Linked DNA regions of Homo sapiens: region 2 is linked to region 1. The links are chromatin loops, found by intact Hi-C in ENCODE. Cell type or tissue: ascending aorta. All regions are shown on one strand. Links, peaks and the distances in the headings refer to the core of each region. The heading gives the core; the rest is flanking DNA. Region 1 has its middle 160 kb from the start of RIMS1. Region 2 has its middle 7.1 kb from the start of MIR30C2.

The links. Hi-C counts contacts between places; a loop is a spot of excess contacts. Peaks named below come from ENCODE experiments on the same cell type or tissue, not always from the same donor. Only the 100,000 strongest peaks of a DNase experiment are listed, where the experiment ranks them.
Region 2: a loop joins it to region 1, with 2.8 times the contacts of the local background. A loop is called at or near these places in 1 of 110 quality-filtered maps.

What each region holds. Positions count from the first base shown.
Region 1 is chr6:71,719,475-71,723,885 of GRCh38, forward strand. No RefSeq gene overlaps it. Among named protein-coding and RNA genes, the nearest start is that of RIMS1, 160 kb to the right of the region's middle. In ascending aorta, for the core only: no CTCF peak of the experiment used is centred there; a DNase peak (open chromatin) is centred at 2,347; H3K27ac peaks cover 3,251 bases.
Region 2 is chr6:71,381,925-71,386,335 of GRCh38, forward strand. No RefSeq gene overlaps it. Among named protein-coding and RNA genes, the nearest start is that of MIR30C2, 7.1 kb to the left of the region's middle. In ascending aorta, for the core only: a CTCF peak has its summit at 2,181 (motif pointing right); no DNase peak of the experiment used is centred there.

The DNA.
Region 1 (4,411 bases), core at 220-4,219:
TCCACACTTATATAAATAATTGAATAAATAAATTGGGGAGAATAGAGAAATATGCCTTGCAGGAAAATTCCAAGTAATTTATGTAGGTACTCTGCCATCAAGGAGGTAGCACATAACTCTCTACTGTTTTCGGTTTGTTTGTTTCTTTTAGACCAAGTCTCACTTTGTCATCCAGGCTGCTTGAGTGCAGTGGCACGATCTCAGCTCACTGCACTCAAGGAGCCTGGATGACAAAGTGAGACTCCCAAGTAGCTGGAATTACAGGTGTGCAGCAGCACGCCCGGCTAATTTGTGTATTTTTAATAGAGACAGGGTTTCACTGCTTTGGCCAGGCTGGTCTTGAACTCCTGGCCACAAGTGACCCACCCGCTTCAGCCTCTCTCTACTTCTTAAGTGTGGACTGTGCATAGGGACTTCCTTCAAAGAAGTACTGCATAGAAAGGAGTAAAAAACTTTGTAGTAGAGAAACTTGACAAACACTACCTCAGCCAGGTAATCGAAGTCAGCATCAACAGTGATATGTCATGTTGATAGTACATACCCTTAATATGATGTGATGAAAATGACACTTTACCTCTGTGGTCTTCCTTCCCCAAAGCCATAACTTCAGTTTCATTAAGTTTCATTAACTTTCAGTTTCATTAAGAAAACAGCAGCAAACCCCAATAGAAGGGCATCTTATGATATACCTGACCCGTACTCCTCAAAACTCTCAAAGACAAGGAAAGCCTGAGAAATTAACAGTCAAGAAGAGCCTAAGGATACAGGATCACTAAATGTAATATGGTATGCTGTATGGGATTCTGGAGGAGAAAAATCACATTAGGTAAATGGTGAGGAAATCTGAATAAAGTATGAATTTTAGTTAATAATGTATCATTGTTAATAATTAATTGTAACAAATGTACCACACTAATGTAAGCTGTTAATAATAGGTAAAATGGGGTTTGGGGGAGATGGGAACTCTGCACTATCTTTGCAATTTTTCTGCAAATCTAAAACTGTTCTAAAATAAAAAGGGTGCTTTAAAATATGCATTGCAGAATCAAGAAAATACAGTGTATAAAGCACTCATTGGGGATAACAAATACTGCCCTCCCATCTTCCATCAGAAGAAAAACACTGGGAATGTGATATTGATTTGTGTATTTGCACCTAACGGATCCTTAATGAATTTGCCAAGGATAATTAATAAATATGCCAGTTCATGTTGTGAGCTTAAGTGAAAAATATAGTTCTTATATTCCTTGAGCAAATTCATTTTTCAAAGCATCATGCTAGGCACTTAATTATTGAATGATCACATCAAGCCCATGGGGATTACGCCTTTAAAAAAATAAAAAAAACTAGGATCTAAGCTGTTAAGAAATGTTTGCTAGGGCTGCCATAAAAAAGTACCGCAGACTGGGTGGGTTATTTTCTCACAGTTCTAAAGTTCAGAAGTCTGAGATCAAGGTGTTGGCAGGGTTTATTTCTTCTGGGGCCTTCCTCGGGTTTTCAGTTGGCTGTCCTAATTTCCTCTTCTTGAAAGGACACTAGTCAGATTAGGGCCCACATGAATAATTTCATTTTAACTTAATTACCTTTTTAAAGACTGTATCTCCACAGTCACATTCTGAAGTACTATGAGTTAGGATGTCAAATTATGCATTTTGTTGGGGGACACAATTTAGCCCATAACAATGTCCACATTGATCTCTTTGACTACTACCCTCACCCCAGTGATGGAGGTATGATTCTAATCGAGATCTTTAGTACTCCAAAGCTGGTGCTCATTTCTTTATAGTATCATAGTGGTCACCAGCCATGGTTTATTTATGTCTTCTAGAATACTTCAGCCACAGGAGAAGCTAAATTTGTCCAGCTTTGTTTTATCTTTTTTTTTCTTTTACATGATATTCCATAGTAAACATTTTACTTAAAAGTGGGAACTAGTGCTATAGTGATATAGTAGATTCCAAGACAGACCTATATTTAGACACTGTTCTGCTACTCTATACTGTGCTCTGTTTCTCCCAAGATTTTTAGTGAGCATTAAATGAGATACAGATAAACACTTGGCTTGAAACAAAAGATGATCAGCATTTCCCTTATTAAGAGAAAATAGTATTATAGAAAATCTACCTCTCAAGTCAGTACAGTAAATACATGAGGAGTTCAGTGAAATGTTCTTTAAGAATTTGGAAGTGAAAGAAATATGATTGCCTTTTGAGAGTTAAACTTTAAAATCATCACATAATGGATAAAAACAGTCTCTTCTAGCAGCAGGAGTTGATGTAATATGACTGGAGCTATTAATACAGCTAACGGAAGGATGTGTCACTCCAAGGTAGGGGGTTGGACAGCCCATGGGAGCTTAGGAAAAGGAGTCACAGAGACAAATATTAGCAGAACCCATCTGGGTACTTTTGGGAAACAGGAAATTTGAGCCAGTAGATTTTTTTAAATATTAAGTTCCCATTGCCAAGTTTCCAACTGTGTGATTAATACTTTAGCCTGTTTTAGTCTTAAACCATAAAACATTCACACATTCCAATGAGCTTCTTGTACTTGAAAACCAATTGTACCTGATCTCAGTATGATATAGATGTGCTTACAGAGATTGTGTGGGTCTATCATGCTAACCTGGGTATTTAGCAACCTGTTGTTTTTTTACTGTAATTAAATAGAACTTTATGTATTTGGTTAATGTGACTGAGCAATAGATCCATTATTTGTGTACTTAGAAAGTCTGGTTTCTGCCTCTGAATGACTATGAACCCAATTCTTCCATATTTTGACTTTAACCTATAAGGGCTAAGATTTAGGGTTATTAGATTTAGCAAATAAGGATATAGAAAAACCAGTTAAATTTGAGTTTCAGATAAACAATGGATTTTTTTTTTCAGTATAAGTATGTTTCAGACAAAATTTGGGATATGCTTGTGTAAAAAGTGTTGAATGTTCATTTGAAATTCAAATCTAACTGGCCATTCTGTACTTTACCTGACAACTATAGAGAGACCTCTTTTAATACAGCTGCTAGTATTAATATACTTAAAGCCCTTAGCACAGACTCATACATAAACACTATAAATGGTAACACATTTCCTGTCTTATGTAAACAAAGTTATAGTATATGAAAAGTAATCACCTTTGTTGACACCTATTAACTAAATAGAAGGCCCATAATCCTGTGCCCTTTTACTCTTCACAACGGAGACCTCAAAGGTCGGTTATTGACTCTTCTGTTTAAGCAAGATCATGTTGCTTGTATTTTGACCATGAAGTTTCCAAATAATAAAATATTTATGAAATGGCCAAAAACTTTTGCTTCCCCTCTAAACCTGAGTGATTATAAAATAGTCTAAACTCTTCCCTTCAACATTCCTTCCTGCTGGCTGGGACGGACTTATGGTGCACCTTAACCCAAGTGTCCCAGGGTTTAAAAAGTGCTTCTTTTCAACAGAGCCATACTACTTCTAATCACTTTCTATTAGCACAGGGGGCGTGGCATGAACATGTAACTGACATGAACTGCTCTAAAACTTGTGTAGGCAATTTTCCTTCAAGGTAAATGAATGTCAGTGTAGGAGAGGATAAACATCTTTCCTTCATCTATCCTAGGTTCATAGCTGAGGCCCCTATAACAAAAGACAGATTGGCAAAAGAATAGCATACCGATTTATTTAATTTGTATATAATATACAAATTTGTATGTGATACAGGAGCCTTCATAAGGAAATAAAGACTCAAAGCAACAGTTAAACATGACTGTATTTTATTGAAGGTTTGAAGAGTGGACCACCGTGGAGAAATAAGATGGAATAAAGGGGATATAATCTAATGGAAACTAGGGGAAATTTAGAAAAGCCTGTTTGTTCAGATTCCTCTCTGTGTCCTTTCATCTTCAAAGATAAGGATGGTCCTTTCCTCTGGATATAGGGAGAGCATTTCTCACAAGAGGGTCTTATGACTTGCTTTAGGGGAAGGTCAGAAAAACCTTCCTAGGTGTTACGACCTGTTTTACAAGAAGAGGGTAGAGGAAGATGAGAATGAACTTTCTACCTTGTGGTTTTCTCAAATTCCTCAGCTTCAGCTATTTTAGGGTAGCAAGCCCTGGACCTCATCATTGGAAGAGTGAGTAAGGCTTGGCACAAAGAAGCAGCTATAATCTAGGCTATCCAAAGCCCTAAGAGACTTCTAAAATAAAATAAGAAAATCTTGATGAGTAATTCAATATTCCCTTTTTCCACATTTGTCTGCTACACCAGAAATTTTCGTAAGATTAAAAGCTGTTAACTAATCTTTTCAATTACTTGGTTTATTAAGCTATCCAGGCAGCAACTTTCTCTAGATAATTTGTGTCAAGCTAATCAATACATTCTTCCATTTGTTTTTCCTTCTTTTGCATTGTTCTTTAAGGAAACCT
Region 2 (4,411 bases), core at 255-4,254, 340 kb before region 1:
AATATATATGACATTCATATATATGAAAATATATATGACATTCATATATATGAAAATATATATGACATTCATATATATGAAAATATATATGACATTCATATATATGAAAATATATATGACATTCATATATATGAAAATATATATGACATTCATATATATGAAAATATATATGACATTCATATATATGAAAATATATATGACATTCATATATATGAAAATATATATGACATTCATATATATGAAAATATATATGACATTCATATATATGAAAATATATATGACATTCATATATATGAAAATATATATGACATTCATATATATGAAAATATATGACATTCATATATATGAAAATATATGACATTCATATATATGAAAATATATGAATATATATTCAAAATATATATGTGAATATATATATTTTTCAGCTGCCTATCAATATTAGTTTCCTTTTAAGTGTGCAAATTTCCAAAAAAATTAACATTATGGGAACTTTTTTAACAATATGAGTTTACAGTTGGATTTCCAATGAAAGTGATTTAAAAAAAAAAAACCAAGATTTTCTTATAGACAATTTTTGGAGTCCTTTCCCCAGTATATTCTATGAGCAAGGTTATAAGCTAAAGAACATTCTGATATTTTGGGCTATAATAAATAATTGTGGGTCTTATGTTTAAAAGTTAGCTAATTTTAGTTTACAGTGATGGTGATGGGATCTGTGACACTGTGACAAAACAGAAGATATTCTAGCCAGTGTCGCTGAATTGAAATATTCATTTAAAAACTTAATCTGCAATGCTAATAATTGCTTTTTAATTTAATCTGGAAAACGGTAGTCCTGCCAATATTTTAATTAAATCTAGAATATTTACTACAGGCATATTGGAATGTCTTTGGAAATAACTGTTACTGCTATAGAATACCAAATTATTATAATAATACTTAGTGGTATGAGTTCAGATTTTGATGAGGCATTATTGTTCCAATGAAGAGGTTTTACCAGTATAAAAGTTACTTTGACCAAATACTATTATGTATCAAACACACAGGTAAGCGACCACCCATCTCTGTATTTAACACAGTATATGTGCACGCGTGTGTGACAGGGAGGGATATCTGGAAACGATAGTGTGAGTCACCACTGGAGAAAAGAGGAGGGGATGGGACTAGAACTTGGGTATCAAAGATGATTTCAACCTTATTGGCAATATTTTAAAAGGAGAATGTACTCATGTAACATGTATACAAATTTGAAAATTACATCTGGTCATTTAAATTTAAATTCTTTCTTGAGCCAAATTAGAGATAGGGTTCACTTGAAATTCTAGCTTCCCTAGACAGTTGATTAACTTTGTGACCTTGAGTACTCTTAGAACCCTCTCTGAGCCTCAGCTTTTATAAAATGATAAAACACTATGGTATCTTACAGGGTATAAAGGTACATTCTCAGTAAGTATACATTCTCAGACGTACTTTATACCACCGGTCCCCAGCCTTTTTGGCAGCAGGGACCAGTTTCATGGAAAACAATTTTTTCATGGATGCGGGGGCTTAGTGGGGGTATGGTTTCAGGATGAAACTATTCCACCTCAGATCATCAAGCATTAGTTACATTCTCTTAAGGAGCGGGCAACCTAGATCCCTCACATGTGCAGTTCACAATAGGGTTGGCACTCCTATGAGAATGTAATGCCACCACTGATCTGACAGGAGGCGGAGCTCAGGCTGTGATGCTCATTTCCTACCACTCACCTCCTGCTGGGCAGTCCAGTTCCTAACAGGCCCTGGACCAGTCCAGTTCCGTGGCCCAGGGGCTGGGGACCCCTGCTTTATCCCGTACTGTTGGTATGAATCTTTCCAATTTTACCATGTAACAATGTCTTTCTTCTTCCAGCCTAACTTCATTTTTTTTTCCCTGTATTTAGTGCACAGATCTTTTTTTCAAGCCAAAGGTGGAAATGTAAGGGACATTGGCTGCTTTCTCCATCAGGGCTTCTGGCCCATGTCTCTCTGTTATAGAAAGTGATGTGCAACCAGGATGGGAGAGGCCTCTTGTCATCCTAGTTGATAAAATGATTCCTTACAAAAAATGGTCTAGAAAAAAAAAAGAGTAACAAATTTAAAAAGAATTTTTTTAAAACCTCAAACCGTACCACCAGGTGTCACTATAACCCAAAGCACTGCTGGTAATTTTTCCATTCAATTGTAAAGAAATGCAAAAACTCCACATTTTAAGTAAATGAGTACTGTCTTACAAGGCTTTCCCTGTCAGTAACTTACGTTGCCATACAGTTACTAAACTGAATATTCTAAACAGATGAGAAAAGGCACAAGCCTTATTTTTTTTAAAAAATTGTAAATAGTGATTAATGAATGCTAAATGATTTACAATGCAGTAAGATATTTATGGGTCAGGAATTTCGTATTTTCAGTTTGGCCTTTTGGTGGGAAAACCTGAAGGTCCATATGATTATGGTGATCTGTCATTTAACTGAAACAGATTCGTCCAGGGAACAAGTGAGTCCAGCTGACTGCCTGACATTTTTCTTGTTCTATACTCTATACTCGGTTCACCTCTTAAAGATATAAAAAATAACAATTGAAAATTCTAACTAGTAAAATTATAATAATAGATTACAAAATTCATTTTAGAGATAATTTATTTTAATAACTACCCAGATATTTTAACATCCTTTTCATACTGTTCTTAGTTTCTTAAAGACAAACTTGTAGCACTGCATTTTGTGTTTTAAAAAATATAGATGTAATGTATATGGCAACTATAGCACCAAAGGATAGACGGGAGGTAAGCAGAACTTTAGTGTTGCAAGATTTATATATGTAAAACCAAGGTTAATTCGCAAATAGTTTTCATTGTGATAAATTAAATACACATATTATAGTCCCTATAGTAATCATTATAAGAAGAATGCAAAGAAATGTAGCTTTAAAAAGACAACAGAATTAAAATGGTAAAATAAACATTTAACGTAAAAGAAATCAGGAAAAGAAGGACTGAGGAACAAGCAATATATGAGAAAAATAGAAAACAAACAGTAAAGTGGCAGAACTAAATTCAGCTAGATCACTAATTACAGTAAATGTAAGTGGACTAAACACTCTAATGAAAAGTCCTGTTGGGGCCAAGCTGTATATAAAAGCTAGACACAACTATATGCTATCCATAAGAGGTACACCATTCAACCTCAATGGCTTAAGCTTTAATCTATCTGGCTATTTTCCATTATGATAGTTTGCTTCTCATTAAAAGTGGAGTCTCCTACAATTATCCATTGTCGACTTGTGAAACAGCAACTGTCTCTATCTTGGTCATTGTGTTGCCTTATAGGTTTACAAGGTCATAATGGGCAAAAATCATGTTTACCACATTATACTACCAACTGCACACTCCTCCATGTGGGTAAGGATTATATGTACTTGGTGATGATAACATGCTTTTATCACTTAGATTTGCTTCAGAAAACACAGCTGGTACAACATGTTTACAGCTGTAATTCCATCAGTTACTGTTAAAACTGAATATTATAAATTCTCCAAATAGTTAGAAAAAGAAAATGTACTAATTAAAATGTAAAAATAGTTCTTCCATTGAATTACCTGAATAAACCACATGCTAAAACAGTTCTGGATTAATGATTAATCAGGCTTTCATAATATTAATAGCTAACATTTTTCAGTGCTTTCCATGTTCCAAGCACTGTGCAAAGTGCTAATTATCCTAACACTGCAAATAACTCCACACAGAAGAGGAAGCTGACACTTAAACTTGCTCAAACTCACCCAAGAGTTAGATCTAAACTCAGATTTACTTTTTCCAGCATCTATGTAAACATGCACAACATAGAGAAAGTATAAATGAAAGGAAGTACATTTTGGTTCTAAAAGCTTGATATTAACATTGATTGATATTTTAAAAGTAGGCAAGGCTCAGATGTATCTGACTATTCCACAGCCTCTTATGACTTCATGGGGAATTATATAGGATTTCAAGTTAATTCTCTGGGGATCATGCAATGTCTTTATCAATCCTTGTCTATCAACATTTGAATATGCAAAAATGAAATCAAGAATCTCTGCTTCCCTTCCAGGGCTATGTGATATATCTCTGAAGAAGAAATTCAAATAAAATATAGAGGTAACTACTTTTTTGTAATTAAAAATTCAAGCCGATGAATTTTTTGTTAGCATTTTGCAACTACTACATTAGCAACATTTAATATATAATATAGACAGTGTAGGCACGGCTGCAGTAAATGGAATTTTATTAGCTTCACTGCTTTTGATTTGGTGACATTGCTTAAGGTAATTTATCATAAGGAAATAAAGTGATAGAAACCAAAATGCTATATGGAAGTATTAGTCATCAAAATGAAAACAATTTTAACAGTAATTT